Regions from separate parts of the Homo sapiens genome. Here region 2 is linked to region 1. A link is a loop called in an ENCODE intact Hi-C map of the cell type or tissue named here. Cell type or tissue: A673. All regions are shown on one strand. Links, peaks and the distances in the headings refer to the core of each region. The heading gives the core; the rest is flanking DNA.

Evidence for each region. Peaks named below come from ENCODE experiments on the same cell type or tissue, not always from the same donor. Only the 100,000 strongest peaks of a DNase experiment are listed, where the experiment ranks them.
Region 2: a loop joins it to region 1, with 5 times the contacts of the local background. A loop is called at or near these places in 1 of 110 quality-filtered maps.

Annotation. Positions count from the first base shown.
Region 1 is chr9:29,623,487-29,627,888 of GRCh38, forward strand. No RefSeq gene overlaps it. Among named protein-coding and RNA genes, the nearest start is that of LINGO2, 410 kb to the left of the region's middle. In A673, for the core only: no CTCF peak of the experiment used is centred there; DNase peaks (open chromatin) are centred at 1,125, 1,945 and 2,645; H3K4me3 peaks cover 408 bases; H3K27ac peaks cover 607 bases.
Region 2 is chr9:29,554,688-29,559,089 of GRCh38, forward strand. No RefSeq gene overlaps it. Among named protein-coding and RNA genes, the nearest start is that of LINGO2, 340 kb to the left of the region's middle. In A673, for the core only: no CTCF peak of the experiment used is centred there; DNase peaks (open chromatin) are centred at 1,004, 1,884 and 2,254; H3K4me3 peaks cover 326 bases; H3K27ac peaks cover 3,163 bases.

The DNA of each region.
Region 1 (4,402 bases), core at 227-4,226:
ATACCAAATCAGGTAGAATAAAGCAGCTCACATGCTCTTGTAATAAAATAAGATCTGACTTGTTAAACTGGTGGTACATTCAGGCAAGTAGGTAATTTTATTATATCTTTGTGTTGTTTCATTATTCTAATATTGGTTAAGCCCCTACCTACTGCTCATTAGCTGTCTTCCTCAAGTCTAAGCTCCAACCATATCGAAACATTTATAGTTCCACTGGCCAGACTGTTTTAAACTAACAAGCCCATGTAGATGCTGGTGTCAGCCCTAACAGACCTACAGTTTGACAAATTGGCAAACATTGCTTATCCTCCAGGTTCTAGCTCAGGCATCTTCTTTGCGAAGAATTATTTTATCACCCAAAAAAGCTGATGGTGTCATCTTAGCTTCCTCACTGTTTCTGATATGCATTAATAGTGCAGCATACTTCTCACTGAACTTACTCATTGCAAAAGGTTGATTCCCATATCAATGTGTGACTACATAAGGAAACAGACTGTTTCCCACTCATCTCTGATGAGTAGCCCTGATTTTTGAAAATAGAACTTAAAAACAAAAAGCCTGTTTATGAATAAAACAGATTGAAACTACTAATGACAAATTAAGGCTTAGCTTTAAAAAATTATATTGATGATTATTTTGATAACCTTTAATTCTTTGTTGCTTAATATAAAAAAGCTAGGAATAAAATTAAGTAGTCTCAATTTTCAAGCAACCAGCAAAAATATTTAATGTCTGGATACAGAGGTTCTGAGATTTGCAAATCTGATTTTTTGGGTTTAGGATTGGTGTAAATTAAATAGAATTTGCTGTGATCTGTAACCCAACTTTAAACCTGGAAATTCGTGGGATTCAGAAATGTTGGTTCGGTATCCATACCCATAGCTTTGTATTTCATAGTTTAAAAAAATGCTCCCAAAGAGACTGATCTAATTTCTTAGTTTTATTAACTATTCTCAAACACACAAAATTGAAAAATCTAATATCCATTTCCTCTGGCTTAGCTGCAAGCTTAAAATATTTCTTCCTCTTCCCCACCCAAGTCTCCTGGGGTCAGACACATAGGGTATAACGATATGCTATAGTCAAAGCTTGCATATCACGGTGAAAGTAACAATGGTATATACACAACAAAACTCACATTTTTCCCGGCAAAAAAAAAATCATAGAAAGGAATCAGTTCTTGATGAGGTGATCTGGCTGAATCCATAAGCCTGGGTAGATTTTTTTTTTTTTTTTTTTTTTTTTTGAGACGGAGTCTCGCTCTGTCGCCCAGGCTGGAGTGCAGTGGCGGGATCTCGGCTCACTGCAAGCTCCGCCTCCCGGGTTCACGCCATTCTCCTGCCTCAGCCTCCCAAGTAGCTGGGACTACAGGCGCCCGCCACTACGCCCGGCTAATTTTTTTGTATTTTTAGTAGAGACGGGGTTTCACCGTTTTAGCCGGGATGGTCTCGATCTCCTGACCTCGTGATCCGCCCGCCTCGGCCTCCCAAAGTGCTGGGATTACAGGCGTGAGCCACCGCGCCCGGCCAAGCCTGGGTAGATTTTTAAAAAAGGTTGCTCAGTGCAAGTTTGTTAGTTCTCTATAAATACATAAACATAAATTGTGTATATATATGATGAAGATTGGCTTTCACTTTTTTCTAGATTATCCTTAACTTTTATCCATTAGTCTCAGTTCTTTCATATTTCCTTACCTCATTTTTTCTCAGTAATTTTCTGAGTAGTGAGACTTTGCTTTTGGCAGCCCTTAATAATATTGCTTAAGGAAGGAAGTGCTCAGAATGAATTTTATGTTTGCTTATTTTATCCTAGTAGGAAAGTACTTTTGTATCATATTCCTTGCCTAGTGTCCTTAGTGCTGCATTCTCCCTCAGTTGATGGATTGTTTCCTGTCTGCAATCACTAACCACAGTGTCTTTTAGTCTGGGATCTTGCACGTTAACTCAAGCTGTCTCCTTGTCTGGTCCTCTTAATTTAAATGCTTGTCTCCTTGCCTCTCAGTCTAATAGCTCATTTCTTCTCCTCCCTATTACCCAGCATTGTTTCTCCATCATATCACTTGCAATTTCCAGGATGACATATTTTACTTCAGATCATAGCTCATTTAGTCTTTTCTCCTGCTGGTATGCTAATGGCATCTCAAGCTAATCATTAATTTCCACCCTGTGGTTTCAATAATTCCTTCCATGCTAAATCTCGCATAGGAAAATTGTTTTAGATTTGGCACCTTAACTTCATCTAAGAAAAAAAATGAACCAGAGAATGCTGAGTCACTGCCAGATGCCCCTCTGGTCAATGGGGGCTCTATTGCTCACCTAGGTAAAGGCTTCTAAAGGGGGTAGAAAAATAAAAGGCACAGGAGTGACTTTAAATCTGCTGCTTTATGTGTGTTTAAACAATGTCTTTCGGAAATAAATCGGAAACATTCTGTAAAATTATTGTTTCTGTGACCCTGCAAATAGCTATATGTTATGGGGGTACAAAAGATAAAGCATCAACAGAATTGAAAAAAATAATAAAATGTTAGTGCTTGAAGCATCTTCTGAGATCAAGTTCAAGCTCTTCATTTTTACAGATGAAAGCACTGAGGTCCATGGAGCTTAAAAGATTTGCCGTGGGTCACACATTCAGTTACATGAGGTTTATTAGCAGTAAATACAGGCCCCATGGCTAACGTTAAATTGCAGTGCCTGAGCTAAGAGAATAAACAACTAGCTCCAGATTCTTAGCCAAATCCATTTCTCTCTTCCTATCTTGAATTCATCTAGGGCACAGCACATGTATGCCTAGGTATTCCCCCTAGGCATACCATCGTGATTCAGTACAACCTACTCAAGCTCCTTGCACACAGTACCTCCACCATCAGCAAGTAACTACCACTATTGTGACATGGTTTGCCTTTGGAGAACAACCCAGAGAAGAAAAGCAGCAGAATATGAAGGCTGGCTCCCAGTCATTAGGCCAGGGAGTCCTAGAGCACTGGGTCATGGAGTCCAGTCTAGAAATGGAGATGCAGGCTCTGGGCGCTCTCTCTCTCTCTCTCCCCTCACATATTTAGATGATATATTTTGATATAATAAAATTTCCTAGTTTTACTATTTTTTCCTCTCATTGTTTTTGTCTCCGTCTTTCAAAATGCTGGATACCCACAAATCTTCCTTCCCCACCACATACACATGGACATGAATGTTGCATTTTATGTTACATTTCATATGTAAGTACAGGACACTAATATACTGATAGAAGCTCTGTGTTGGTTGGGGAAAGAAGATTGTCAACTGGTGGCTTTCTATGCAGAAAGATCAAATAGGCAGATGGCAGACCCATCTATTTACTTGAGGGACTTCTAAATAAGAGCATATATGAATCTTTCCTACTAGGTTTATCCAGTGTCTTCATAGCAGGATCCACCTATCTCATGCTTGGAGTGTATACATTTGGGTGCCAGGATTCTAGAATTTTAATCGTGTTCCAGGGGGTTGGAAGTCCTACCATCCCATAACCTGAATTTCACTTAATGTTTGTTTTTTTTTTTTTTTTTTTGGTTTTTTTTTTTTTTTTTTTTTTTTTGCGTGCAGCTCTCTCTCATTCTGAAGTGGCCAGTGGCCAGGGTCTTTGATTCAATTTTCTCGGTTCCTTGGTAAACAACCTATGTTTGGGAACACTTACTGGGATGCATAGAATGAGGAAGCAAACTGGGGATGTATCTATTTCACAGCATACTTTTGTTTTTTGTTTTTGAGATAGAGTCTTGCTCTGCCACCCAGGCTGGAGTGCAGTGGTGCGATCTCGGCTCACTGCAATCTCCGCCTTCTAGGTTCAAGCGATTCTCCTGCCTCAGCCTCCTGGCTAGCTGGGACTACAGGTGAGTGCCATCGCACCCGGCTAATTTTTTGTATTTTTGGTAGAGATGGGGTTTCACCATGTTAGCCAGGATGGTCTTGATCTCCTGACCTCGTAATCCACCCACCTTGGCCTCCCAAAGTGTTGGGATTACAGGCGTGAGCCACCGCGCCCGGCTCATACTTTTGATCAAGTCTTCTGATTTTAACCCCACATGTAATGTACAGTCTCCACTTCCACACATACAGCGCACCTCATAACATCAGTGCCTCTTATTTCTGAATCTTTTCAAAGTTCTGCAGTTTATTAATACTCTTGCTATTCATTTGCACTGTCCTCTGCAGGCACTTGACAATCAGCTTCCTGAATGTGCTAATGCCTCATCCACATTCCATTAAAAATTTGTTCATATCTTTTATCCACTATATTTTCCTCTCCTGTTCTCTTTGTAATGGTAAATATGCAATTTGAAAATCTTTGTTTTCATTATTAAATTTTTAGAAGGCAGCAGAGCATTAGCCTGTTTCCATGCTGACCATCAGATGCCCTCTAAGTGGAA
Region 2 (4,402 bases), core at 101-4,100, 69 kb before region 1:
AGCTGGTTATGCTCAGCTTTTACCCTCTTGATATTCTGTAAATTATTTTAGGGCAAGTGATCACGCTTATTTTCGTTATGCTTAGGAGTAACCCATAAGCATTTGTTGAAGAACAAAACTAATAAAATAAAATGTCAAGATGTTGGATGTAGAAGCTGTTCATTTTCAATTTATGTTTAAAAGTAAATGGAATGCTTCAACTTTGATATGATGAACACATAGTCACTCTTTTAAGTTAATGGTGCTACAACTTTTAGTAACTCAACCAGTTAATTTCCAAATTTTTCTTTTTAAAATTAAGAAATTATATATTTAAAATCTAATCAATTGCCATTAGCTGCACTCTTTAACAGTGAAAAGCTGACAGTAGACAAAATCTTTACACGGAATTTTAACATAAAGCTGTTTATGAGGTTTAATATGGTTATTAAAGAAAAAAGGCTCCTGGCTAACACGGTGAAACCCCGTCTCTACTAAAAATACAAAAAATTAGCCGGGCGTGGTGGCGGGCGCCTGTAGTCCCAGCTATTCTGGCGGCTGAGGCAGGAGAATGACATGAACCCAGGAGGCGGAGCTTGCAGTGAGCTGAGATGGCGCCACTGCACTCCAGCCTGGGCGACAGAGCGAGACTCTGTCTCAAAAAAAAAAAAAAAAAAAAAAAAAGGCTAGTTTCTAGGGGTAAAACTCATAAGGGTCTAAGCTTATTGGTTTTATCTAGTACTCAGTATATGATATGGAGGAAAAATTTTACTAACAAAGAAATTTTTGAGTTTTAAATGAGAACTATCCAAAGTAGCTAATTTCCAGCAGCATTTTTTTTTTATCATTTAACTATGAAACATGATGATTACTCAAGTAGACTATAACCACCATCCATTACCTTCCTTTAGTATTCACTGGAAAGGGAAAATGACAATTCTGACAAGCTTGTAAAATGTGATGTATCTTAAAACTCACTAAGGTTTCTTCATAAAAACCCACATTATATTCCAAAACTCTATAACATTTCTGACTATTTTACTTTATAGAAATCTAAAAGATTAAGAAAGAGGAAGGAAGTATGTTTCCTGAGGTGAAAATTATAGTCTACTGGTTACTTGAAAATGTTTTTCAAATGGATTGGGCCTAATGCCAATATTTAGCTAAGAGGTTCCATTTCAGATTCAAAGTTCCATTATTATCTCAGTCTAATCTACACTGAATATTTTTAAATATTATGGTCTTCAATTAAAAAATGCATTGCTAAATTGTGAGTAAAAGTCTGGATTGACGAAGCTATTTTAAAATTGTTTGATAAAATTGTCAAAACAAAAATATGTCTACCACCTTTCTCTGATAAACTTCTAATTCTAACTTTGCAATTAATACAGCTTATTTTCAGATTTAAGACTATTTGTGATACTTTTCTTTAACCAAAGTCCTACAGTTATTATTGAACAAAAGGGAAAAAAAAGCTTTTAAGCTTTTTTTTTTACCTCATAACAAAAATATAAACAAGACATTACTCTTTTCAAGTATTTTAAATAGTTCCATTTAGTCTTGTTTGCTAAAATATTCATTGTACTTGAATTTATTTTTCTCTATGTCTAAATACTTCTTCTTTGCTAAACTTTCAAAATATGGTTGAGGCAGACTGAATAATGGCTCTTCAAATGAGATCCACATCCTAATCCTTGAGATTTGTGACTATTACCCTATATGGTAAAAAATGAGATAAGTATCTTGAGATGGGACAGTATCTTGGCATATCCAGGTAGGGCTTGAATTACAGTTACAAGTCTCTTTTTAAGAGAAAGGCAGAAAGAGATGTGAGTCAGATAAGAAATGGCAACGTGGCCACCGAAGCAGATTTTGCAGTTATGTGGCCACAAGCCAAGGAATGCTGAGTCAAGGGACAAATTCTCCCCTTGAGTCACCAGAGGGAGTACCGTTCTGCCAACATCTTGATTTCAACCCAGTGAAACTTTAGATTTCTGGCCTCCAGAACAGCAGGGGAGAAATAAATTTTATGTTTGTGGTAAATTGTTACAACTCTCAAGATAAATTAATACAATTTTATTTTTATTTAGTAAGCCTTTACCAGCAGGAGAAAATAAGTTTTTTAAGAATAAAATGGTAGAAATATTCTACAATTTTATTTTGGATTTTGATAAATATAAAACTCATAAATACTTCGAGTAGATCTTTATGTATGTTTTTGAGAACCTCATCTGTATTCTGCTGTTCTTAGAAAAAGGATAGTAATAGACATTGATTAGATTTTAAATTCCCAGGGCCAGTCATTTCCGCTTTATAAAAACTCAATTGCTTCATTTCTCCTGAGGAAAACAATGAATCAGGGATCAGCCTCCACTCACCTATCTTCTCTGTCCACAATATTTTACAATTCTTTTCTTTTGTTGGGATGCAAAGCTTGAGGAAAGGGTAAGCAAAAGGAACTGAAATTCATTCCATTCCAAAAACAACCTGTATTCTGGCTGAAAACATACATAAGAGTCTAAGCTTAACACATAGGAAGACAAGAAAAGGTACAACAAATCCCAGAAGGTTCCTGAAAAGGAAGAGGCTTACAGGAGAAGCTGTCTGGGCAAGTGTGTATTTGCTCAGATTTGGGGAAATGTATATAAACCTGGGACAAAAAATAAAGGGAGTACTTTTCAGCCTAGTCTTTTTGACTCCTATGTCAATCCCTACCATCTGAAATCTGGTTCAGATTTTCATTAGGCCCTTTCAACTTCAAGGAAAGAAACAACCGTCAGGTAACCAAAAATAAAAAAGGCTTATGAAACACATACTGGAAGGACGGAAATTCAGAAAGCTCTTTAAGTAGCTGAACCAAGTCTGTACTTCAGTAAATACTATTTCCAGCTCCACTTAAAGCAGCTAGGAATTAAGATCACTATTGAGAGTTAGATTTAAAGTTGGCAATTTTTTGATAGGAAGGAGGAAATTTTGCCAAATGCTACTGGCTTTAAAACAGGTTTTGATATAAAAGAGCTTTTTCTAGAAATATTTAATGATCCCATCTTCCTGGAATATACCAGTATTTATGGCTGCAGGTGTTCCAAGCATTTCTGGTTTTGGTTTGCTTGACTTACTCCTTCAAGTTGGAAGTGCTTTCTGCCACTCAAGCAGACTTGAGTCTTCACAGATAGGAGATGATTTTGGGTTTCATAAAGTCTGTTTGTTTTCTGGAATATCGCTTCTGGTTTTTGTACTTTGTAACTTATTCTATAAGCTTTTGCTCTTTCTCCTACCTTGTTCTTTAAATATATTTGTTTTGGTATCATTTAGCATGTCTTCAAGGCTAATTTTGGTTAAATATTTTGCAACCATTTTCACTCAAGTTTGTGTATTATGCACTAACAAGTTGGAAAATTCCAATCTTAATTACATTTTGACCCAGGTGCAGGAAATAAGAGGGTGCATTGTCTGTATATATATATGGGTATGTATATACATAACAAAAGCACTGACTAGTAGTCTGTCTTTCTTTTATTAATCGCCATACACTGATAATTCTAAATAATATCAGTGATAAAACAATTCTTCATGCTGGGGCACATGACTCCCACTTCTTCCCCTCCCTTGGTATGTCACTTCCAGACAGTCTTCATTTTCTCAAAACATTGTTATGAATGGTATCTTCAAGGAACATTTTATTATTAATCATTAAGTTTTTAATTGAGAAATAATTCACATATTATGATATGCACAACTCCTAAATATTCAACTTGATGTGCTCTGATAATTGAACCTTTGCAGCCACCATCCCAGTCAAGATACAGAACACATCTGTTACCCAGGAATATCCCTCTAGCTCAGTTTCAGTTAATTCAAGGCCACCTCCACAACCACCCAAAACAAATTATTTCTCACTTATCACCAGGGATTATTTTTGCCTATTTTCAGGTATTATTTAAAGGAAATGTATCTGGTAACTTTTGCTCATCAAAACATTTTAAGTCTTCAATTTGTTTCTAGTTTTTGATATTTCAATGATTTTATTTCTTTCTGCATGCAGATTCAATATACTTATTGATACTTATTTCTAGTTGTCATTTGGATCTTGGAACTATGGTAAACTTGTTTTACTTTGTACATTTGTTACTTTATACAGACAATTTATTTCACCATTTCATTCATTAAGCTAATTTTTAATCAATTTTAAATTTTTACATTAAGTTAAAATTAATTTTTAATTAACATTTTGGTTTTTATATTGATAATCATATGTCTTTTAAATTACACAATTTCCTTTGTATTTTGTATTTTATACTTTATTCCTTCATAATAATCTGGAATTATACAATAAAAATATTGAAATTCAAAGTCTTTATAGACAAATAAATTTTCAAGTAACATTGATATTATCAGTTAATGAGTGTAATATATACTCTAA